Linked DNA regions of Homo sapiens: region 1 is linked to region 2. The links are chromatin loops, found by intact Hi-C in ENCODE. Cell type or tissue: endothelial cell of umbilical vein. All regions are shown on one strand. Links, peaks and the distances in the headings refer to the core of each region. The heading gives the core; the rest is flanking DNA.

Region 1 (8,000 bases), core at 1-8,000, 270 kb after region 2:
AGGTCCAATCCAGTCCCCGATGATGAGATCACATCAAAACCTTCTCTCTGGAGAAAGGCGTTCCCCAGTTACCTACTTAGAGTTTAATTTCAGTCAGAGGTAGACCATACTAGGCAAATCCCGGTGGAACCCCGACCCTACCAGGACCTATCAGGAAGCCAGAGAAATTAGGGATGTCGCTGGCATCCCCTGTTGGCCATATGGTGCCACCACCCAGCTCCTACAACAAAATCCCAGTGAACTAGGCTAATTGTCAATCGGCCTCATCCCCTTCCCATGCCAATCCCAAAGAGCATTTCCTGAGTGAGCTCCAACACACTGATTTTTGTCCTGATGGGAGAAAGGGTATGAATCTCTGCCACCCTCAGGAAGTTTACAAACAGGACGGGGGTCCACAGCTCTGATCCTATGTCCATTCTTTGGCACCAGAGTTGCTGCCTGACAGGCTGACTGGTCCCCCTTCAGTAATTCCTCTTCCACATTCCTCCCCATTAAGGTTGCTATCTACGTTCTGTCCAAACAAAATTATATTAGTTTCAAAATAATGCAGGGAGAGGCACAGGTGTTATTATTCTGCTTATCCGCAAAGTGAGGACAAACCACTAATTTGATGTTTGTTCTTTACAAAAGAGGAAGCAGCCATCAATCAATTCCTTCCTCCGTGGGTTGGCTCGTTATTAAAATGAAAGAAAACCTGCCAGAAAACCAAACCCCTGCCCTTTATCTCTCCCTAGTAAGACTATCTCATTGATGTTCTAAGAAAATTAAAGTGGCATGAACGTGTCCTGGACGGCACGTACATTGGCAGAATCTAGTTCAGCAGCCATTAAGTTAAAAGTATTGTAACCAGGAAATAAATGCAAAGGTAAAAAACACAAGAAGAGTGGCACCTCCCAGTGCTTTGGGAAGCTGAGGTAGGAAGATTGCTTGAGGCTAGGAGTTCAAGACCAGCCTGGGCAACAGAGTGAGACCTTGTCTCTAGAAAAGATAAAATAATTAGCTGGTGTGGTGACACACAGCAGTGGTCCTAGCTTCTTGGGAGGCTGAGTTGGGAGGATCACTTAAGCCCAGCAGTTTGAGGCTGCAGTGAGCTAGAATCGTACCACTGCACTCCAATCTTGGAGACAGAGCAAGATCCTGTCTCTTAAAAGAAGAAAATGAAAGAAGGGCATGAGAAAACAGAACTCCAAGTTTGCGATGAGCCGAACTTGAGGAGCACAAGGAGATTCCTGGAAAGGTGAGAATGAGGGGAGGCCATGTTTTCAACAATGGGAGTTAGGGGAAGAACAAACAAGCTCAGAAGAGCTATTGGAGGGCGGCGGAGGGAGAAAGAAGAAACAGATTACATGAAGTATAAATTAAGAATAATTTTCATGTCCCTACTCTGAGAAGCAAATTCATCCAAGTCTGAGCCAAAGAGAATGAATCAGAATTCTAAGGTTTCTGAGTGTGTCTTCTGAGAAAAATTCAGAGACTATTGTGTACATTTGTGTATATTACCTTTAAGGACATTAACTGACACTTCCAGAGAACAGAAATGTAAATCTGTTAATGGGATAACGAAACTGGTCTGTGTCCTGTGAGCTGATTGACAGAAGTTTAGAAACGCTGCTAAACTTGTCTTTGAGCCCTGATAGGAGAGAAAGCTCAGCCCATGTCACCCCTATCAAGTGAGTGGAGTGGTATAAAAGGAACGACCAGCTTGGGCTTAAAAGCTGTAATTCTAGGGAAAGATAAGAAATAGGCTTTGAGATTTGCTTATTGCTAAATGTACAGTTATTAGCCTGGGCATGGAAACCCCTTAGAAATCATTAAAATGAGCCGTTATGTTGAGCTCCTCTAATTTTATCCTTATGAAGCCATGATATTTATATTTCCATTAATAGTTGCATGAATCTCAATTTACATTTTGAAAGTTGTCAAAGAACATGAAACAAAGCAGCCAGGACTGGCACATTTTTTGAAAGTTTTAGAATCTTTCTGTTGTTGACACCAGTGGGTAAAGAAATTTCATCTTTTAACTATAAAAGACACATGACATCTGATGAATTAGCCATGGTTTTAAACAATTACCTTATTACGCTGTCAAAACACAGTCCTTTCAACTACTCACAGCTCTGTTTTATTTTGTACTGTGGGGTTTACCTGCACCTCCCACTCAGTTTCTTCCCTTGGGAAACCCTGACACAGCATCTCATATTTTGCCTGAGTAAAAGACGATCTGGAAGTATAAGACGATTCCCGACTTCTGCTGAGGGCCCAAGGGCAGCCTGTCTGAGGCCTGAAACCACAGGACATCCATTAAGGAGAGCTGTTAAAATACCTCTGCTTTAGAGATGGCCAAACACTCTCAGTGAAAGGTGGATGAATGCTGACCTTTGGGGGCATCTGTAAAGCACATGAGGAGGTCAGAACTGAGGATGAAAAAGCTGCAAAATAGCGTCCCCCACAACTTCCCAATAGCAAAAGAAATAAGACTAAACAGTTTCCCAAAGCTGTCCCGTCAGAAGAGAAGAAGCCACTTCAAAGGACTGATTTTAAATAATAATTTGTAAAACTAACAAAAGTATAGAAATCAAAGACAAAAGGCTTTTTGGATTTTAGGTGCTCCCTCTAATCTAGACAAACTATTCAAGATCAGAGTCAAATGCAAGCCTAACTTTGACTTAATTTCATCACCACTTCTCCATTGCTTCTGCCTCCACCAACCAGGGCAACTCATGTAGAAACAGGGTGCCTCATGAAGCTTCCTGCTGAATTCTATGTAAAGGACAGTGGAAAAATGACACTCGTCACTGTTAAACCGACCGCAGGACTTTTAGGTAGGACCGTTCTATATGGGCTGTAACACCAAAGCACTGTGGACTCAAGAGTATAAAATAAGGAGAGTGGTATGGAGTTGTGAACGGTGGAATCAGTGACACTAATGTACACAGCACCTCCTTACTCCTACCTGCCTCAACCATGATTCTAGGAAAATTCGGCACATTCTGTGGTTTACATATGAGACAAAATTGGTGAATGTGTAAATATGTATAGTAAGCAACTCTCCCCAAAATGAGAAGATTTCGATCTTTAGCTACATTAAGGGATGCATCTCTTGGTCCCCCTCCCCACTACACCTTCCAAAAAAATGCCAGATGTCTAAGGTCAGGACTTACTAATGAAAGGAGGCAGAAACTGACAGGCTAGAATAAAATCCTTTGCGAAAAAATGACAACAGTGATCTCGGAGGATGCTGCAATACTTTTCAGTTTTTCCTGGTCTTGCACTTCAAGGGCAAAAAATACAATATGTGTCCTACTTTCATAAATCACGACTTCATATGTTTTGTAACGAAAAAGGTAGTCGTGTGTCTGAATCTAGAAAGTGAGTGAATTGTGTCCTCTAGTGGCTGAATATTATACTGGAACGGTAGCTTTGCTGTCATAACCTTAGGCAATTGGTTCCCTCCTGAATTTTTTCATTCTTACAAATAGGAGGATTGCTGAGTTTTGGAGCAAGGCATTAGGAATGTGGGGATTGTGTTCCTGATTTATTATCGAGACCAAGTTGCAACTAGCACCAGAAATTCACTTTGTCTTTGTCTCCGTTCCTTGGCTAATTCAAATGACTAGATTTTGCCTGGGCTGCCACTGCCCTTCCTAACTACATGGTTTGTTTATAAAAGCTTCTGTTCCATAAGCGACTGCTTGCTAAGCCTAGTAAAACCAAGTACTGGGCTTCCGCATCATCTGATACTTAGGACAGAGTTTTTTGTTTTTGTTTTTTGAAAGAGTCTCACTCTGTTGCCCAGGCTGGAGGGCAGTGGCATGATCACGGCTCACTGTAGCCTCGACCTTCCTGGCTCAAGCGATCCTCCCACCTCAGCCTCACAAGTAACTGGGACTGCAGGTGTGGACCCCCACCCCTGGCTAATTTTTTTGTTGTTGTTGTAGAGACAGGGTCTTGCTATGTTGCCTAGGCTGGTCTTGAACTCCTGGGCTCAATGGATCCTCCCGCCTCGGCCTCCCAAAGTGCTGGGATTGCAGGTGTGAGCCGCTGTGCCCGGTATGGAGCATTTGACAACTCCATATGGTACAGGAACTCATTAAGGGTTGGTGGAAGCTTCCCTTCCATGAGAAGGAGGGGGACGCTTTGATTTTGAACAAAAGAGAGTGTCAGACCACCAGTGCCCCATCCCAGACCACCTGAATGGGAGTCTTCAGGGTGGGGCTGGACACTTACTCTGATGCACAACCACCCTTCCTTCACCTAGCACTGAGAAGATCCACTCTGAATACAGAGCTAACTGGGCTTAAACTGGGAACCTATTTCCTTGGATGAAATTAAGTCCCTTTCAAGGATACTCCCCATGTCCTGCCCCTCTTCCTAACCACTTCGTTTGCAGTTATTTCTGGTTCATTTCTTTCCTTAGAAGTTCTAGTCACTAAATCATAACTCGCAGACATTCCTTCCGGTCAGGTCCTGCATGCATGCTACGCCATTCCTTTTCCCCCGCAGAAGAGAAGGTGGGTAGTACTCCTTAAGACTCCACTGCGATATGGGAGCACATCCCCGTTAGGCCAGATCAGACTTCTGGTCTGAGAACATTCAGCTGAATAGGAGGAGTCCTGAAAACAGCTAATTATCCATCAGAGAAATCATGTTCCAACTGATATGCTTGTTCTCAGCAAGCACCGTCCTCCACAGCAAGTCTGATAATTGGATAAACAAGACCTCAGAGGCTCTCGGGGGCTGAAGTGAGAGATGAAAACGTACTTTATGTGGCTCTTTTTACTGTAATCACCCATTAAAGGGACGGCAGGGAGCTTAACAGCTCATTACAACCTCATTGCCTGTGATCTCCGCACATACCCCTCTGGCGGCCGCAGGATAGGATGCCCTTGAAGACCTTGCTGGGCCTTGGCCTCAGCCCATGCTGTTTTCATTCTGCCCCCACCAGAAAGCAGCTGGTGTCTCTAGTACCAGCTGTTGGGTCACATGGAAAATAAGCCAGGAGTTGGTGCAAATGTGTTCCTAGGCAAACCACTAGCATTTTCTTAATCTGGACACAGAGCAAGGAACGCCAAGCTTGGATTCGGATAATCCTTTTCATCAGCTCAGTTTTTCCAGCTGTTCTGCTCTGCTTTCAGAATTGCTGTCCTTCTGCTTGTGATTTCTCAGAGTGTCCTGCCTGGCTCTGGTTCAGAGGACCCTGCTCTAGCTCCATGCCTCTAACCCACAGAGGCTGCACATGGCACTGCAGAGGGCCCGAGCCGCTGGTTTGGGAGCCCCTGGTCATTCCTGGGATGAGCACTTCTGGCTCTAGAAGTTGGTCTCTATCGTTAGAGCAAGGATTTATTTTATGAATGCCCAACCCTCACGGACCCACGGGGATACTTCTGGGAGCACTACCCAGTTCTACCAGAACTCATCTACAGCTGTTCCTTAAAGAAACTTGAATAAGGTAGAGACACGGGGCAGCACACACACATTACCGCAATTACTTTTGCACCAACCTAATACACTAGAATGCAACTCGAATGGTGCCCCACGCAGGACACCTGAAGGGGCAGGGCAAAGAAAAGAGGCAGTGAAGAGGTGGGAGGAAGGTGAGGCTGGGGACTGGAAGGCAATGCCAGCCTATCCCAAGCCAACTTTACCTGAGGCACTATGGCAGCTGCTCCTTTAAGACAGGTAAAGATAACTGGAGTTCAACTCAAGTAATATTCAGCTGAAACCCTCATCAATACCAAAATCCTAAAATGTGTGACTCTGGTTACCACTGGCACTCAAGGCCAGAAAACATCTGCTATTAGAACCAGGTAATAGTTCCCTCCACCCAGGGGGGCTCTGCAGTTTATGTTAAGGGCACATTAATTTGAAATCCCAAACCTGGCTTTCTCAGTGTAAGCATTTATTGTTTGGCCCGACAGAGGTGTTAGCTACAAGCTCCAGGCAGATCAACTTTTTATAAGCCAAGCCATATTTCAAATTCATGAGGTGAATCCTCTATAAACGAAGAAATATTCCTGAATTTATCTGCCCCACAGATCTTCATTTTCAGTTATTTGATTTCCTTAAGGGATACAGGTATGATCAGGATTATTGATTGGCATGGAAATAGCAACATCAACAGTGAAAGTTACCTGACAGACTCTTGGAATGAGAAGAAATCTGGATTTCTTCAATTAAGAAATAGGAACTGCTGTCCCTGCCAAGATAATACCTTTTTTTTGAGACAGAGTTTTTTTGCTCTGTTGCCCAGGCTGGAGTGCAATGGCAGGATCTCAGCTCACTGCAACCTCTGCCTCCTGGGTTCAAGCGATTCTCCCGCCTCAGCCTCCTGAGTAGCTGGGATTACAGGCACCCACCACCACGCCCAGTTACTTTTTGTATTTTTAGTAGAGACAAGGGGTCACCGTGTTGGCCAGGCTGGTCTCGAACTCTTGACCTCACTCAGGTGATTCACCTGCCTTGGCCTCCGAAAGCGCTAGGATTATAGGTGTGAGCCACCACACCTGGCCCAAAATGATAATACTCTTGGGAGTGATAAGACTAATCCATACCTGTTATCAATACCATAGCAAATGAGTTTAGAGATCGTTGCTTGAAAAGAGACTTTTATTTTGGGGGCCAGTATAGAAAAGCTACAAGGTCCAGGTTTTTTGAGATATGGGGAGATGGCAAGGAACAAAAAGAGAGGAAAATGGACAGAAATGAAAAGGTGAGGTCACCCAAGGCGAACTTAGTCAGCTTGCCAATTTTACCTGGGGTTCAGACCTCACTCGATTCTTTCCATTTCCATGTCGTGAATGGGGGGAGGTGCAGGAAAGGGGACACTCATCTGGGACTGGGTAACTGTCAAGCCCAATCTAATCAAAACCACCCTAAAGCACACAAGGACTGGAGAAGAACACTAAAAATTTAGAACAAGATATTTAGACAAGATGCTTCCTAAATTCTGTGAAATTTTCATGAAGTAAGATTCCAAACCAAGTTCATTATCTCTCTCTTTCCTTAAATAGACTATAAAATATGGTGGCCTGAGAGCCACAGAGAAGAACTGTGAGCCAAGAGAAGGGGCCACAACCAAACTGGAGAGAAATCTCTTCTGTCATTCCCCAAGACCTGGTTTCTAACAGGGTGGCCTTGGCATTTCTAACGGGGTGTCCTTGGCACTTCTACAGTGGCCAGTACAGCTCAAGAAGATTAACTCTGTATTTGTGGGTCTGTTTCTCATGATGACAAGTTGGGTCCATTGTAATCCGTCCAGACTTGTCCTCCTTTGCCCTCCTACATTTCTGGATCATTCAGTGCACTAATGCACTCTAAGTCCCACTGTGATGTAATTAAGGGATAATGTTTGCAGGAACGAGTAGAGAACATTGTAAATGCCACCTGTGGGTGATTAAATGCTGAGGGGAAGTTGAATAACTACAGAATTCATTGGATGCAAGTCTCTTCCAATGCCACAAGCATTGTTTCCCGATTATAGGATAAAGTTTCTAAAAAGATACAAAGCATCCATAAGCAAACATTTTCATGCCTTCATCTTCCTCTAAGGAATAGAGAATCGAAACTACTGCATCCTGAGAATGCTTATCTCCTCTAGGAGGGAGACGTGGGGACTAAGTTTAGATGTAAGGAATGAGGATTGAAAATGAAGAGCTGCTCCAGGAAGGATTAAATGGGGAAATAAGTGTATACCTCCTGAATACTGTAAAGAAGAACTCTCCATTCCTGTGTGAATAGCTGTTTGTATTTCTCAGTATAATTTTATTTTCTAAATTATTTTTTTTTTTTTAGAGATAGGGTCTCACTCTGTTGCTTGATTTGGAGAGCAGTGGCACAAGGCTAACCTCGAATTTCTGGGCTCAAGAATCCTCTGCCTCAGCCTTCTGGGTAGCTAGAACTACAGGGATGCACAATACCACACCTGGGCAATTTTTAAAATGTTTTGTAGAGATGGGGGTCTCACTATGTTGCCCGGGCTGATCTTAAACTCCTAGACTCAA
Region 2 (16,642 bases), core at 4,720-12,719:
AGAGGCTTCGGCAGCACCAGGGCTCCCCAGAACAAACCAAAGCCCTTTGGTGGAGCATTTGGATTTCATCTCCCATCTGGACTGTACCCCTTCCACCGGCGAGGGCAAAGTTCACATGTGAAGTCTACAGAGTAAGATGCCATGATGGGTAATGTGGGGATTCAGGAACAAGCGAGTGAGTAAGCAGGGCTGGAAACTGAGATTTGAGCTGCGTTTGTGGTAGGCTCTGCTTACGAGATGGGAGGGCAACCCATGCTCTTGCTGAGAGCGAAGGAAAGAGGAACTCACCACTGGCTGGAGGAATGTCCACTCGTCATGGGAAGGCAGAAATGGATTATCAAGTTTCAGACTTAGAAAACAAAGAAAAACTCTAATTGCGGACATTCCTTGCAGTTTAAGATCAGGGTAAATATACCAATACAAAATTACTGGGGTCAAAGGCTTTTGTATGTGTGGTTTTTTCCCGCAGTAATGGGTCACTTGATCAGAAATCCCTGTGTGAACTCACTTTTTTTTGGTAATGATGACATGAGAATTTCCACACTTGCCAAGTCAGTATTACGTGGAACTGAAACCAGACTCAGTGCATATGAAGACTTTGCTCACACTTGTTTTTACTACAGTCAGCAATGCTTCATAAGGCCAAATTTAATGATGTAATTTTGGCAGAGCTAATATAAATAGCTCAAAATTATTAATTTACTTTTGGTTGCAATTATTAACCAATATGTATGTTATGTGATAGCTATCAGTTTTCTATTTACCTTTATTAGGTGAGGCCCCAAAGAAAAATTTTTAGCTAAATATATTAGGTTCTCCAAAGGGTCAGGAAAGGAGCCTGAAAACAGAGAAGAGACTGAATTGAATAGCTTAGATTTCTAGTACTGGGCATTCTGAAAGCGTTTTGGCAATTTATCCCCTAAAAAAGAATTTAGATCAGATGGGAGATAATAAATTAGAGAATTTGATTCAAGAGGCTTAACTCTGGTTAATCAAATGATGACTAATTTCCAATCTGGAATTTGATCAATTAGTAAACTGGTACCCCAAAATTGGTTAAGAGTAAAATTGTTAAGAGGGCTGTAGTCATTTTTAAAAGAGATGTTATTTCTTATTCCCAATCAAATCTTATATTGCTGAATTCTATTATGCTCCAATATTAAATTTTTAAAAGTTGGCTTTTTAAAAATTGGTTTTTAAAATTGGTTTTTGAAAATTTAAAAAGTTGGTTTTTAAAAATTTTTTTAATTTTTAAAAGTTGGCTCACGCCTGTAATCCCAGCACTCTGGGAAGCCAAGGCAGCTGGATCATGAGGTCAGGCATTTGAGACCAGCCTGGCCAACATAGTGAAACCCCATCTCTACTAAAAAAATACCAAAAAATTAGCCGGGTGTGGTGGCAGGCGCCCGTAATCCCAGCTACTCAGGAGGCAGAGGCAGGAGAATCGCTTGAACCTGGGAGGTGTAGGTTGCCGTGAGCCGAAATCACGCCATTCATTGTTCTCCAGCCCGGGTGACAGTGCGAGACTCCGTTCCAAAAAAAAAAATTATAATTATCACTATTTTGCTTTTCTCGCAAAGAATTACGTGTTGTTTACTATGGCCCAAGAAAGCAGGTTTTATTTAGGGGGCAGATCGTTGAAGAGTTAATGTCCTATTCCAAGACAGGGTGGGAAAGGAATGGATGTGATTAATGACACTGAGTAATAGAGGGTACGATGCACATTTTGGAAGACACCAGTGTACCTGACAAAGTTTTCTTGCCTGCCTAGACCTGAAATAGACAACTGAGAATACAACAAAACAATTTTTTTTTTTTTTAGATGGGAGTCTTGCTCTGTTGCCCAGGCTGGAGTGCAGTGGTGTGATCTTGGCTCAACCTCTGCCTCCGAGGTTCAAGCGATTCTCCTGCCTCAGCCTCCCTAGCAGCTGGGATTACAGGCGCACACCACCACACTAGGCTAATTTTCTTATTTTTAGTAGACACAGGGTTTTGCCATGTTGGCCAGGCTGGTCTCGAACTCCTGACTTCAGGTGATCTGCTCGCCTCAGACTCCCAAAATGCTGGGATTACAAGCGTGAGTCACTGCACCCAGCCACAACGAAAGAATTTAAACTAGCTAACTCTGCTTGGAAAAACAATCTCACCAGTGGAAGAGCCTGTTTAAAGTATTTAAAAATCATTGCAAATTATTAATATTTTAATGTTTCAACATCTTAATATAGGAATGTATTGCATATTAAATCCTTGAAAATTACAGTACGGCTGATCTACGAACATCTGCATTCTGCAGTCCGTGAGCACCCACAAGTCAAAGGTAAACTTTCTTGTGGATCATCACTTATCTTTATCACTCACTAGATGAATGCTGAAGAGCTATTATCATTATACAGTAGCAAAACTGGTTCCAAAAGAATGATGAATTCAGCTATTCTGAACTAATGTTGGCTCTTCTTTGCGTTAATACTCCCATGTTTTCAAAATTTAAAGCAACTGGGCCACCCAAATCTGACGATAGGCAAAGGGACAATTATACTCTACCCATCCCAAGAAAGAAGGTGCTCTCACATCAGCCTGTCCCTGATGCTGCTGCCCTAATTTAATACTGCTTTGTTCTCTTGCCCCCTCTTCTACCCAACTAGATAAACTAAACAGTGTGATGGTTTTAAGTACTGTGTGGCTTGAAATATAACATTTATACAAACTATTCTTGAGGCACAAATAAGAGGCCTCTCTGAAATTCAAAAGCACTGTAGCTCTCCCCTGTTCCTTTTAAGTATTGGCTGTAAAGCAAGAACTGAGGATTCAGAACTACAAGGAAGCTTTTAACTGACCTGGGTAAGCATTTAAAAAGAGAGGCTTGTACTTAGTTATGGCCATTTTCTCTCCTAAAGGTCCTGTGGATTTTGACCAACAGACACTAAATTTAAGTTCATAAAATGTAGAGTCCACATTTAAAAACATTTTCTTAAGTCACAAGGTGCCTGAAAATAAGTAGTGAGGTTATTTTCTCTAATTTTCTATTTTTCTTCTTTGACAAGTTTTATTCTCTGTTTTAAGGCTCGTGAGGAGCCATGGATTAATAAGGTGGAGACAATTTTGCCTCAAGACAGGTATTAAATGTCAGCGATGAGAGGAGAAAACACCGCCTGTTCACCCAGTGTGCAGGAGCTTTCTTACTGAATGGAAGCATCACTTCCCAAATGACCAGTTTGGATGTTGTGGTTGGAGACTTTTTTTTAAAAAAAGCAAGCCCTGGCATTCATCATCATTTAAAAAAATAATTTCACGAATGTCTACTGTGCATGTGAAGCAGTGATTCAGATGCCTAGGAGTGAATATGTTTTTTTAAATGATGCAATCTTTGCTTTAAAAAAAATTGTTCCGATAAGTATTTTGACTAAGAGAAAATATCTGTTTCTTCATTTTAAAAATGTAATCTGGGGCCAGGCATGGTAGCTCACGACTGTAATCTAAGCACTTTGGGAGGCTGAGGTGGGCAGATCACTTCAGGTCAGGAGTTTCAGACCAGCCTGGCCGATATGGTGAAACCCTGTCTCTAGTAAAAATACAAAAATTAACTGGGTGTGGTGGCGTGTGCCTGTAGTCCCAGCTACTCGGGAGGCTGAGGCAGGAGAATTGCTTGAACCAGCAGGTGGAGGTTGCAGTGAGCTGAGATCACGCCACTGCACTTTAGCCTGTGTGACAGGGCGAGACTCTGTCTCGTAAATAAATAAATAAATGTGATCTGGAATTAGAATAGCCTGTATTTTCTTCAATGAATGCCATAATTTTATATTACATGGGCTTTAACCTGTATATTTTGTTCTTGGGAATACTTTTCCTTACCTAAAGGAAGCAGAATTCCGTGGGTACTACTGAAATAACCTTCAAGATACTGCCTTGTGTGCAGGGTAAATTATATTAGGAGGCAGGTAGGCCAAACTGATTTTTTTGGTAACTGCCCACAGTAAGTGTGGCATCCAGAGAGTGGTTCCATAAATGTTACTGAGTCAGGATTCATGTCATCCTCCATTCTGCCCGCACCCTCTTTCAGTAAGAAATTCCATTCTATAAATACGTGCTTTCTTTTTCACAAAAGACAGAAGTCTTACATGGAGCCTACTCCTATGAGAAACCTGAGCAGGAAAGAGGAAAGTGGAAGAAGCAATCTGAAGTGTGCACATGCACGCGTCACAAACTGGCCTGCTGATCGGAATGTCTGCTGAGGAAGAGAGGTGCAGACTGTCAGCCTATCAGCCTAAGTTTACGGTGGGAAAATTTCAGCCTGGGAAGTAACTTTTCCTGCCCACCCATATTGGTGTGCCTCCCCCAACAGCCAGGTGAAAGAAGAGCAGCTGGCTCTTGATCACCATCAAGTAGCTGTAAAGGTGATACTGGGCTCTGCCTGCCAGGCTGCCTTCAGGGTCCCAAAGAACAAAGCTCCAGGGTCCTGAACCTCTTTGGCCAGACAGCAAAAGTAACTACTTCTTAGACTAAACAGATAAACCCGTGTGAACATGAGCTAACATTTTTGAGAAAATAAGGGAATAAAACATAGGTTTTAGACATTTGCCACAACCCCCCTCCTCCCCAATCCTTCTCCTAACCAATTCCATTTATCCTTTGAAGACAAAAGACATGTCTGGTTTTGAAAAATAAATGTTAAACAAGGAAGGCAACGAGTGAAGTTGTAGAATACAGATTGTTAAAGAAACTAAACCACTGCCAAAAGAACTGGACTCAGTAAAATAACATTAAGGACAGTTCAAATATACCATAAACTCTTTATTATATTTTATTAGACATAATGATTCCTTGCAAGAATGAAAAAAAAATCGACCTAACTGACCTAACATTCACTTACGGTAGTATATTAAAAAAAAATTATTCTCTCTTAGACTACTGAGATCTTCTAGAGAAGGGACTGCATTTTAAACATGTGGTAGATTACATTACTATTCACCAAAATTTCCTGCTCCTTCCTAAGGAAGAATCACATATCCCCACCCTCACTCAACTCGGGTGTGGCATTGTGACTTGCTTTAACCAATGAAGTGGTAGCAGAAATACCATGTCTCACTTCCAGGAAGAAGTTTTAAGGGCTAGTGTGGAACTTTGCCTTGCTTTCTTTCCTTCCTCTGCTATAAAGAACAGCAGCGACATAAGCAGAGGCTGCTCCATCACAGGTTGAGGTCAACACTGAACACAGCTGCAGCTGACAAATAATGGACGTGTAGCATATGAGTAAAAAAATCAGTGTGTGTTGTTGAAAGCCACTGAGATTTGGGGTCTTGCAGAATAATTACTATCTTGATTGATAATGAGTGGCTTAGAAAGGACACTTAGTAAAGCCAAGCCTGGATGGAAGGATAGAGGATATAAAGTATTCAGAAATTCCAGTGGTGAAATTTGGTAGGTATCAAGTGAATATAAATGAAATATTTCTTTGATTTATATGTGTAAAGACAGCAGCTTTTAGCTTAAATGACAGCTTGGAGAAGTGACAAAATAGAGGTTTCGTAAATTAAAGATCTGGCTATGCAGTTTGATGGTAATTTAAGTGGTGTTCAGGATGTCCATTCTAATAATCAGCACAAGATCTACTATCTTAAATCCAAGTTGCTTCAGACACGAGTTGATACAGTATCACCTAAATGCTGAGGACTCACTGAAGTGACTGCTGAAAAGCCTTCACTTTAGTCCTCACGGTTATGTCATGCAATAAGGTAGGACCGGATAAAATTTGGAAGTCTAGTAACCCAAGCCAGTTCCTAAGTTTACCTAAACCTGAAAATTTCATCTTGTTGATTGAAACTCTTCAGCATTAAACATTTCTTTATTGAGCTTCAGTGGATGTGGTGCTCGGCTGATGCTGGGTGGGGAGGTGACACTGGTAGGACGGATACAGAAGAGTCCCTGTTGATCCTTAATATGAGAAACCTTCCTTAGGCTTTCATGCCTCAAGAGGCTTGTCTGGGCAGGCAAATGGCATCAACACAGCTGTTGAACATATGCTATCAGCTGGCACCACCTTTGGATCCTGGCATACCAAGGACCAGAAGTAGGCCAGCATTTTTCCACCTGGATTCAGCAGTTGTTTTCCCTGTTCGTTCTTTCATTCCTCATGGGTCTTTAGCTAGGTTAGGTATCACTTGGGATCTCCTCTACCACTATCTTCTGTCTTTAAATGTCAAAGAGAATATATAACATTTGTTCTTCATGTCTTGGACTTTATGGTGATCTAATATCCAGAAGCTGGTGTTAACTGGACAAATGCAAAGACCAACCAGGGAAAATAAACTGAAAGCACACCAATTAATTAAGTCTTTACCTAAAGGATATACTATGGGACTGACTCTGTGCTAGGTACCACAAGAACAAGTGGGAATCAAATTCCAGCCCTTGAGTAGCCTTTTTAGTCTATTTGATAAGAAAAAGAGAAAAGAAACAACATTATTCCCCCTCTTCTTAACTAGCATAATTTTAAAATGTGGGTACTCAAACCATCACAGGTAAGGCTTTCTCCCACCCAGTGATACTTCTGTAGAAAGAAAAAAAGAGGGAATTCTAGCAAAAAGGAAGAGCATATGATGCCAGATGGACTAAAAGAGCAAAGAATACAATTCATCAGCAAATTATGTGTCTATTAACAGTTTCAAATAAAATGCAATAAAATATATTTATAGTATGTTGGTATCAAAAAGATGATACTATGCCAGGCGCGGTAGCTCAAGACTATAATCCCAGCACTTTGGAAGGCCAATGCAGGAGGACTTGCTTGAGGCCAGGAGTTCAGGACCAGTCTGGGCAACACAGGGAGACCCTCTACAAAAAATTAAAAATTAGCTGGGTATGGTGGCGCACACCTTTGGTACCAGCTACTCGGAAGGCTGAGTAAGAGAATTGCTTGGGCCCAGGAAACGGAGGCTGCAGTGAGCCATGATTGCATCACTGCACTCCAGCCTGAGACCCTGTCTCAAAAAAAGGGCAGGGGGGGGATGGGTACCATAAAATTATATATGTACAATTTTGTACTATATTAAGAATTGTATGTAGGAGTAATCACAATCAGAATACATATATAAATATGAATGAGCAGAAGTTTAAGGTGATGGGCTGTAGTGATTTTTTAAAAATATAAAGTACATTTATATACATTTCTTTAAAAGATCATGTTCACTAAATCCACAAGGCCCACAACCTACACCAAAATCTCTAGCCCAGCAGTTTTCAACACTAGAGAGTACTGGCCCCACCCCAGGAGGCACACGGAAATGCATGGGAGTGTTACTGGGCAGTCATGTCTGAGGGGCACTTCCGGCATTTAGTGGGCAAGGGCCAGGAATGCAGAATACCCTGCCGCACACGAGACAGTCCCACACAATGAGGAACTGTCCTACTCATAACACCAGCAGCACAACTGTTAAGAGATTGCCACTAGGATAGGACCAAGATCAGTGTCAGCCAAGATATGCTGTAAAAATCCTAAAATTTAACAAAATACCATTAACTTTATGCCAGTATGATTTAAAAATAAATCTTTTTCATTTAAAAAAACTGCAGAAGTATATAATCACTCCTCAAAGATGGAAATGGGTAAAAGATCCTATTACCTGAATAGAGAAAACAATCTCATTTCCTGAGAGAGATCATATTGCTTTCATGCTAGAAACAATTTAAACAAACACTGAGGGTCGAAAAATTATCCCCATCTGCTAAACACACTTTTGTACCTTATCAATACACCATTATCTCACAGCTGGTTTGTGAACTCTTGTCAGTAACTCCTGCCCCGGACTGAAAGTTCAGAAACAAAGAAGCAAGGACAAGTGGCTGGAAACCCTGCAGCCACTGGCATGACCAAGAACTGAGCACTCTGCTGGCCGACTTGCTCCTTGTGAAAAATGGCCCTCCAGTGCCACCCAGAGATGCTTGGAGCGCTATGCACAGCGCCTTCTTCCCGGCCTCAAATAAGAGGGGAGGAGAAAAAGGAGAACTACTCTTTCCTGTAGGGCGCAGAAATGAGATCCTTTATGCTCAGTTAAATGGTCTTCCTACTTTTACCCATGTTTAGTACTTAGGACAGTCACACTCATATTTAACTTCCCAAAAGGCTGGTGACACTGCCATCTAGTGAATACAGTCTTTTTTACAACAGAAAGTCACAAAACTTAAGGGGCTCATGAACCTGTATTTTTAAAGTAAAGTTCAAGAAGTATCCTGTTTTTAATCTCATTTGAAATACTACTTAATTTACATTGAGAAGAGGAAAAAAGTTAGTAATAGAGAGTTTGCTCTCTGTGGATTCCTTTTAGGAATTAGCAAAATTTCAAAAATGAATACAACAGGAGAATGTAAACAAATTCGATTTTCCATACAGCAGGGGAGTCCAACGTTTTGGCTTCCCTGGGCCACACTAGAAGAATTGTCTTGGGCCACAAATAAAATACACTAACACTAATGATAGCTTATGAGCTTTAAAAAAATCTCATGTTTTAAGAAGTTTACAAATTTGTGTTGGGCTGCATTCAAAGCTGTCCTGGGCCACATGCAGCCTGTGGGCCATGGGTTGGACAAGCTTGTCATAAAGGACTGAAGCTCTGCTCTATCTCCAGCAACGATTGTTACAGCTGTACTTGCTATCTAGTGTGCTGTTCACAGCATGGTCCACTTGTCCCTATATGGTGACTACTTGTGCTTTTCTTGAGTTGCTAGCTTACTGAATCTTAAAGATGCTGTGAACTATGTATCTGGTCACAATTACTTCTTTGCCTTGGCTGCTAGGAAGCATGGAGCCAAATTACTGGCCTATTCTGGTCTACTTACAAGATCTTTTACAGTACATGCTACCTCTATCTTTACTCCATATTTCCTCCTCTTGATATCTTCCTTCTGTCCCAATATCTTCACCCACTCATTTAAAAATTTTATTTTGTATGCCCCTTTAATTTGGTACATATAAATAAAACACATTAGTGTTATTTGCTGTGTGTATGATGCTCCTGTTGGGATCCTCTGCATGTAACCATAGGCATATGTATGGCAAATATCACAGGCAAAGGTGATTTGTGTCTTATATGACTCTTAGGGTCTCTTACTACTTCTTGACTCCCCATTAGGAGAGCTGCTGCTGGTCTAAACTGGGGTTCGAAAGAGTGTCACAGTCAAAGGTATTGCTCACATATAACTGCTACCTTTTCCACATTCCATTCCAGTATGGCCGCCTGAGATGTCCGGCTTAAATTTCTAAGCAGCTTCTTCAGCTGAAGGGACTGCTTTTTTAATTTCTCATCCCACAAATCCTGTCTCATTGTTTCTGTACTTTGTCCCATTCCTAGATAGTTGACCTATGTATTCCAAATGATAACTTTTTTTAATATGAAACGTTTTTAACATAAAGGCTTACTAAAAGGCAGAACATAAACTGTTTTAGCAAAAGGCATAAAGATGATGACACTGAAACCCTAAAGGCTGTCTTCAAAAAAACACCGATAATGTGGGATACCTTATCACCATTTCAGCAGACATCATGTCTAAGAAACCGGGCCTACATACTGTTGAACTACATTCATTCCTGTTGAGATAATGACACCCAGTCAGAGTGCATCACTGGGACATCTTAGACTTTGTACTGAATTTCTCTTTCTTATCTCCAATAACTGGCTATTAAAAAAACACAGATTGCAAAAATCACATTCTCAGTCTTACCCAAGAGCCACAACACCTGGCTTTGTGTATTTTCTCTACAGCTGCCAAAAGCACAAAACAACAGATAGTTTCCTATTAACAAAGTGCAATTTAAGAGGCATAGGTGGCTTTGTGTGGGAGGTACTATGGGTAATATGTGTGTTCATTATGCAAATGAAAGCCAATCCTATTTTTAAATGTACTTTTATATGTACAGGCAAGGGCACATAAGAGTTAGATGGTCGGCCGGGCGCGGTGGCTCACGCCTGTAATCCCAGCACCCTGGGAGGCCGAGACTGGCGGATCACAAGGTCAGGAGATCGAGACCATCCTGGCTAACACGGTGAAACCCCATCTCTACTAAACATACAAAAAATTAGCCGGGTGTGGTGGCATGCGCCTGTAATCCCAGCTACTCAGGAGGCTGAGGCAGGAAAATCGGTTGAACCCGGGAGGCGGAGGTTGCAGTGAGCTGAGACTGCACCGCTGCACTCCAGCCTGGGCAACAGAGAAAGACTTTGTCTCCAAAAAAAAGAGTTAGATGGTCAAGGTGATGAAGATTACAAAAATATTACTGGGAAGATAAACTATCAAAAATGCCTGCAAAATAGAATGACACTGTCATTTGACAGTCAGATAATTAGTGTCAAAGGTTCTGAATTTTAGACACACTCCTATCTAATGGGATCGACATACCTATGTTATTAAGAAGTGAAGTGAAATGTAACTTCCTCAGTGGCTTGTTTGGATTCAGCTTCTGTGCAAGGAGCAGGCACTAAGACACATCTGAAAAGCATGAGAGACAGAGGACATGGGCCTTAAGGTTTTTATTCCAAGTTCAATCATTACTTGAGTCCTGTACTTTTTTCTATGTCCTACACTGAATCCTGGAGATAAGTGTAGTCATCCAAGCTTACACATTGGAAATTAAGGCATAGAGTCGGTGAGGAACTGGCCCCGTGGGCTGGGCTCTTGGTTCAGTGACAATTGTCTGTGACTTACTAAAAGATTCTTTAGTTTGCCTGTTGTTTTTAGTAGAAAGCTGTGGGCTGGACCCAATACTAACAAATGGAACTCAGGGGGCTGACAGCGACATCTCTGAAGGCCAAAAAACCTCCTCACATGTCAAGCCAACCGTCCCTTCAGGTCTTGGGGATGGAGATAGGGCTGGCAGGTGGAGTGATAAGGTAACCTAATTATAATAATGCCAGAGTAATAAAGTGAGTGACAACATAAAGGATACAGAAGATGCCTTCTGTCAGAGACAAAGAATTCAAAAACAATCAAATAAAACCACCAAACAGGAGAATACCATTTCATTCTTCTTCTACGGGACTGGGGACGATGTTAACCATTTATAAACAGCACTCTTGCGTACTGGCCTCTTTCCCTTTGCCCAGTCTCAGTTCCCAGAAAAATAACCACAAACATGATCTCTGCCTCTGGGTCTAGAAGATGAAATCAAGTCTCAAAGATACTCAGGTCACAGATGTGCAAGTCTAAAGCTGTCTCAACTAACCCTCCGAGCTTTCCAAGGCTAGCTATGCCTCCAGTTCCTGGAATGTACAATTCTTCTCTTATCTACAAGGATTCTTCAATGGCCCTTAAACCCAGGAAAGCTGGAAACTGCAGGTTGTAGCCATGTCTTGATCAGAGTCAAGGGGGCATGGACATCATTTAACATTACCTGACGCAGCAGAGGGTACTCGGTCAAACCAGCTGCTATATTAAACCAACACTGGACACCTCTATGGCTTATCCACAGAGGGAACTGTCAGGATTCTATTTCTTAAATCATGTATCTAAACCAGTACTTTATTTTTTCACCCATATAGTACACCATTATCACTTCCATATCACTCAATTCTTCAGGACTATCTTTTCTCATTATATATAACATTTGCTTAAGGTCTCATCATGGTTCACTTTGGAGAGCAGGACTGAAGTTCAGTGAGAATGTTTTTTCATCTTATATACTTCTAATATTCTAATTTATTAGGATAATTGTGTTACTTTTGTAAAGAGTTTTTGATAAACGTAAGTGTTCAACCAAATTAAAATGTATTCATACCTTTAATCTAGTTATTCCTGTGAACTTATCGCAAGGAAGTAACTTATTATGGCCTGAAGATTTCACTGCAATGATACTTAAAGTAGCAAAGAATTAGACACGATCTAAATTTTAAACATGAGAAAGTCAGTTTTATAAATTATTGTACATTAATGTAACAGTATTTATCATTATAATTGTAAAGGCTTCATAAATGAGTGGAAAGTCCTGACACCTCAAGTAAAACAAGCATTCCAAATAAAAATCAAACCACATAAATATATGTATAAGAAAGATAAAAACATTTCTATGTGAGAGTGGTACAATTCTACGTAATTTGAAATTTTAAAAATTTTCTTTAGTGAATAAATATAAAATACTTACTAGAAAGTAGCCTGAGAAAAAATAATTTTGCCATAGTTCCAAACTATGATATTAACCAAATTAAGATACTTCTCCTTTATTTAGAATTAACTTTAAAGGGAATAAAAGAAGTACCAATAGATTAAAAGGCAAAATATGTTAGCAGGATCAATGTCTATTGAGTCTATTCATTATTTTATTTTATTTATTTATTTTTTGGGACAGCGTCTCACTCTTGTCACCCAGGCTGGAGTACAGTGGAGCGATCTCAGCTCATTGCAACCTCCACCTCCTGGGGTTCAAATGATTCTCCTGTCTCAGCCCTTTGAGTAGCCGGGACTAAGGGTGCACGCCACCACACCCAGCTAATTTTTTGTATTTTTAGTAGAGATGGGGTTTCACCATGTTGGCCAGGCTGGTTTTGAACTCCTGACCTCAGGTGATCCGCCCTCCTCGGCCTCCCAAAGTGCTGGGATTACAGGCGTGAGCCACGATGCCCAGCCTATTGATTCTATTTAAAAAGGACTTGTAGCTAGCAATAAAGTTTAAGGAATTCCCAAAGAACTGTTAAGCAAATCTATTTAATTTACAAACAATAAACTTATAAAATGTTTTCTAAATTAAAATAATATAGTGGCATTATAAAAACACCACTGCAATTAGCAGTTTAATAATGTGGTAAATAATACTAGGTAAAGCCAATTGCTATTTATGGACAATCTTTTTTTTTTTCAGCCAGCTTTCTGAAGGGTTAGGGGTCAAGTCTTCTTCCCTTTGAGTTCTGAGAACATGAAGATTTTCAACGATCTTGCAGGAGTTCAAGTCCCAAAGGGTAACTGAACAAGGAAGGATATCAGCAGTGACCCCGAAAGCTAACAACAAGCGTGAGTATACGCCCATGTGTTATTTCCCATGCTTCCATCCAAGAAAATGCTCTATTGAAGCAATGTGTATGAATGCATCTATTATGCATGTCACCATGGCCTTATCCCACTCAGTCTCAACATTGGCTTAGTTCACCTCCCTTGGAAACACTCTGGACCATCAACTGGGGTGGAGGTTGTTAAGTAACTCTGTGAGTTGCCTTCATCTAGGTAGCTCTTCAGGTGTGGTTCGTCAGCCACACCCTAATAACTGACAACCTTTGTGAACAATTTTTCAATTCTGTTTATCTCCCTGACTTGATGAAAGACAGACTGACCAAATCAGTCAGTCGTGATGATGTCCTGATGATGGCATTCCTCCCGAAGTGACTAGAGAGAGAGCCCACTCTTGTAAACTTCAACTACCTTGACAGTTCCCACATGTAAATGCCCTAAAGTCAATCATCTTCATCTCACATGCTCTGAAACAATGATCTTTTCTTATAGGTAACATTGGCCAACATTAGATATAAAGAATTTTTAAAAAATGATTTCTTTTAGCTCTTTAAGAGAATACACAAATATTGATAAAGGAGAGTTGGTCTATGGTCACGTAGAATGTGCTATACAACAAATGAAACTTATTGTTATAATTCTGAAAGTTTTCACGCCTGTAATCCCAGCACTTTGGGAGGCCGAGGCGGGTGGATCATGAGGTCAGGAGATCGAGACCATCCTGGCTAACAAGGTGAAACCCCGTCTCTACTAAAAATACAAAAAATTAGCCGGGCGCGGTGGCGGGCGCCTGTAGTCCCAGCTACTCGGGAGGCTGAGGCAGGAGAATGGCGTGAACCCGGGAAGCGGAGCTTGCAGTGAGCCGAGATTGCGCCACTGCAGTCCGCAGTCCGGCCTGGGCGACAGAGCGAGACTCCGTCTCAAAAAAAAAAAAAATAATAATAATAATAATAATAATTCTGAAAGTTTTTTAGTCTTTCCTTCAAAGATTCCATGGTACTAGATAAATTATACACATACACACACACAGAGAGATGTTCACAAGGAAAAATGAACATTACAATACAACCAGGTAAAGGTACCAAGAACATGAAAGGAGGTTGCTAAGGTGCTTCCAAAAGATTGGCCTAATTTTACCACCACATCCATTTCGGCGCTTTTTTTCTTTGCCTAAAATCGTTACCACACCATATTATTTCCTCCCAGCATAGTAAGTTAGGAGAACAAGGAAATGGGAAGAAACTACAGAGGTTCTTACAGCCCTGCCAGCAAAGTTTCCTAGCACTCTGCTGCTGGGCTGGGTGAAGAGAACAAGGCTAGCCGTCCTGGACTGGGTGAGGCACATGTGCAGGTATGTGCAGCTAGTCCTGGACTTGGGCAGGAGCAGGAATCTGCACAAGAACCAACAAGCCCACAGGAGAGGTACTCAACTGAAACAGTGTTTAACAAGCATAGCCATCTCCTTTTTTTTTTTTTTTTTTTTTTTGAGATGGAGTCTTGCTGTAACGCCCAGGCTGGAGTGCAATGGCACGATCTTGGCTCACTGCAACCTCTGCTTCCCGGATTCAAGCGATTCTCCTGCCTCACCGTCCCAAATAGCTGGGACTACAGGTGTGCGTCGCCACACCAGCTAATTTTTGTATTTATAGTAGAGACGGGTTCTCACCATATTGGCCAGGCTGGTCTTGAACTTCTGACCTCAAGTGATCCACCCGCCTTGGCCTCCCAAAATGCTGGGATTACAGGCATAAGTCACTGCCCCTTGCTAACCATCTGCTTTCAAGTGGATTTTGATATGCCAAAGTTTACCTTAGTGCCACTCTGAATGACCTAACAAGCATGCAAAGGAATTGAGGAAGGTGAAAGAGAGTGACACTGTATTAATTACTAGTCTAAGACCCTGTTTTAAAGAATAACCCAAGAAAACATAAAATTAGAATTCAAGTCCCAGTCCCACAGTTTTCCGTGGGCATAAAATACTTAAAAAAATAAAAATGTGAACGGGCAACTACACTTCACTAGTTTCCTCTTAGTTTTTAAGCCAACTCAGTAGCCTGCCTTATCTCATTCTAAACCTTCTGAGAGCAGGGACTTTGTTTTTCCTTTCTGCTATTTCCACAGTAGTAAGAACAGTACCTGGCATATGGCAGGTCCATATATATTTGATGAGAGGATGAAAACATTTCAAGAGCTTACTGGTTTCAGTCCTCTCCACAAACAGATAAAAATTCTACTTTTTAAAAAGCTTTAATCTTCCTTTGTAGCTGCAACTGTCATAAGAAAGCACTGACATACTGCATCTTTTATTTTCTAAACATATATATATATGTAATATATATAAATATATAAATATATACACACACACACACACATATTTTATAGGTTTATAAAACACACACATATATTTTTTTTCTGAGACAGAGTTTTGCTGTTGTTGCCCAGACTGGAGTACAATGGCGGGATCTCAGCTCACTGCAACCTCCACCTCCTGGGTTCAAGTGATTCTCCTGTCTCAACCTCCTGAGTAGCTGAGATTACAGGCATGCACCACCACACCCGGCTAATTTTGTATTTTTAGTAGAGACGGGGTTTCACCATGTTAGTCAGGCTAGTCTCGAATTCCTGACCTCAGGTGATTTGCCCACCTCGGCCTCCCAAAGTGCTGGGATTTCAGGTGTGAGCCACCGCCCCCACCACCCCCAGCCCTTCTAAAAATATATATTTTTAAAATTTTACATATTATATAAAAATTCTATTATATATGTATGTACGTATATATGTGTGAGTGGTGTGTGTGTGTGTGTGTGTGTGTGTGTGTGTGTGTGTGTAGGAATATGTGTAATTCAATGCTATATACTGGGGGAAAGTTCTATGGTTTTTCTTCCCCTATAATTTTTCAGAAGGGAAGACATGATCATCTTAATTTGATAAAACTGACTGAATAGTAAAACCCAGAACCAGAATTTAGGGTGTGGCATAGCTTGTTTAATCACCACCTATTCTAATGGGAAGGGAGTCAGAACACAGGGCCCCCTGACAACACAGACCCGGCCTTCCCCTCAAATGCCATCTGGTGTATGGGCCAGTTAGTCCCATTACCATTTCTCTCTCCCATCTTGATCACTGCTCAACCCATAATAAAATCTGGGCACAGTGGCTCTCTGTTCATTTCCCCATAATCCAAAGCACTGAGGGAGAGCGGGCCACTGGGTGGTCTCCATCTCTATCCCCCTTCTTTCCCCTCCTCAACATCCCCAGCCTGATCATGCTTATTCTCTTTTAAAACCCAGAATTTTGCTATGGCATGGCACTCACAGCCATTCATCATTTGGGTCTCTTGCTACCTCTCCACCTGTACAGAAGAGATTACAGGAAACAATATTACACAGCTGCCTCATGTTTAACGCTCTCTTACCCCTCTACACCTTTGCCCAGGCTGATCATTCTGTCTACAGCAGGAGGACTTCACTGGTTTTTCCTCCCACGTGCTCTTAAAGACTGAGTGTACGCACTTTCTCCTCCAGGAAGCCCTTCCTGATGCTCTCTGCCTGTTTTAGATGCCCCTTCATCTGAATTCAGAGCTTAACATATGGCTAAGCAAATGCTTTACTATCTGAGAGTGATTATCTTTCCTCATGGCTAGTATTAGATTTTTTTTTTT

What was found. A loop is a pair of places that touch in the nucleus more often than their neighbours do. Peaks named below come from ENCODE experiments on the same cell type or tissue, not always from the same donor. Only the 100,000 strongest peaks of a DNase experiment are listed, where the experiment ranks them.
Region 1: a loop joins it to region 2, with 4 times the contacts of the local background. A loop is called at or near these places in 3 of 110 quality-filtered maps.

Annotation. Positions count from the first base shown.
Region 1 is chr9:343,275-351,274 of GRCh38, reverse strand. The region is part of intron 14 of DOCK8 (dedicator of cytokinesis 8); the gene reads right to left. Among named protein-coding and RNA genes, the nearest start is that of DOCK8-AS2, 120 kb to the left of the region's middle. In endothelial cell of umbilical vein, for the core only: a CTCF peak has its summit at 3,399 (motif pointing left); no DNase peak of the experiment used is centred there.
Region 2 is chr9:605,310-621,951 of GRCh38, reverse strand. All of the region lies in intron 1 of KANK1 (KN motif and ankyrin repeat domains 1), which reads right to left. Among named protein-coding and RNA genes, the nearest start is that of KANK1-AS1, 72 kb to the left of the region's middle. RefSeq lists an enhancer at 1-615. In endothelial cell of umbilical vein, for the core only: a CTCF peak has its summit at 7,937; a DNase peak (open chromatin) is centred at 7,971; H3K27ac peaks cover 369 bases.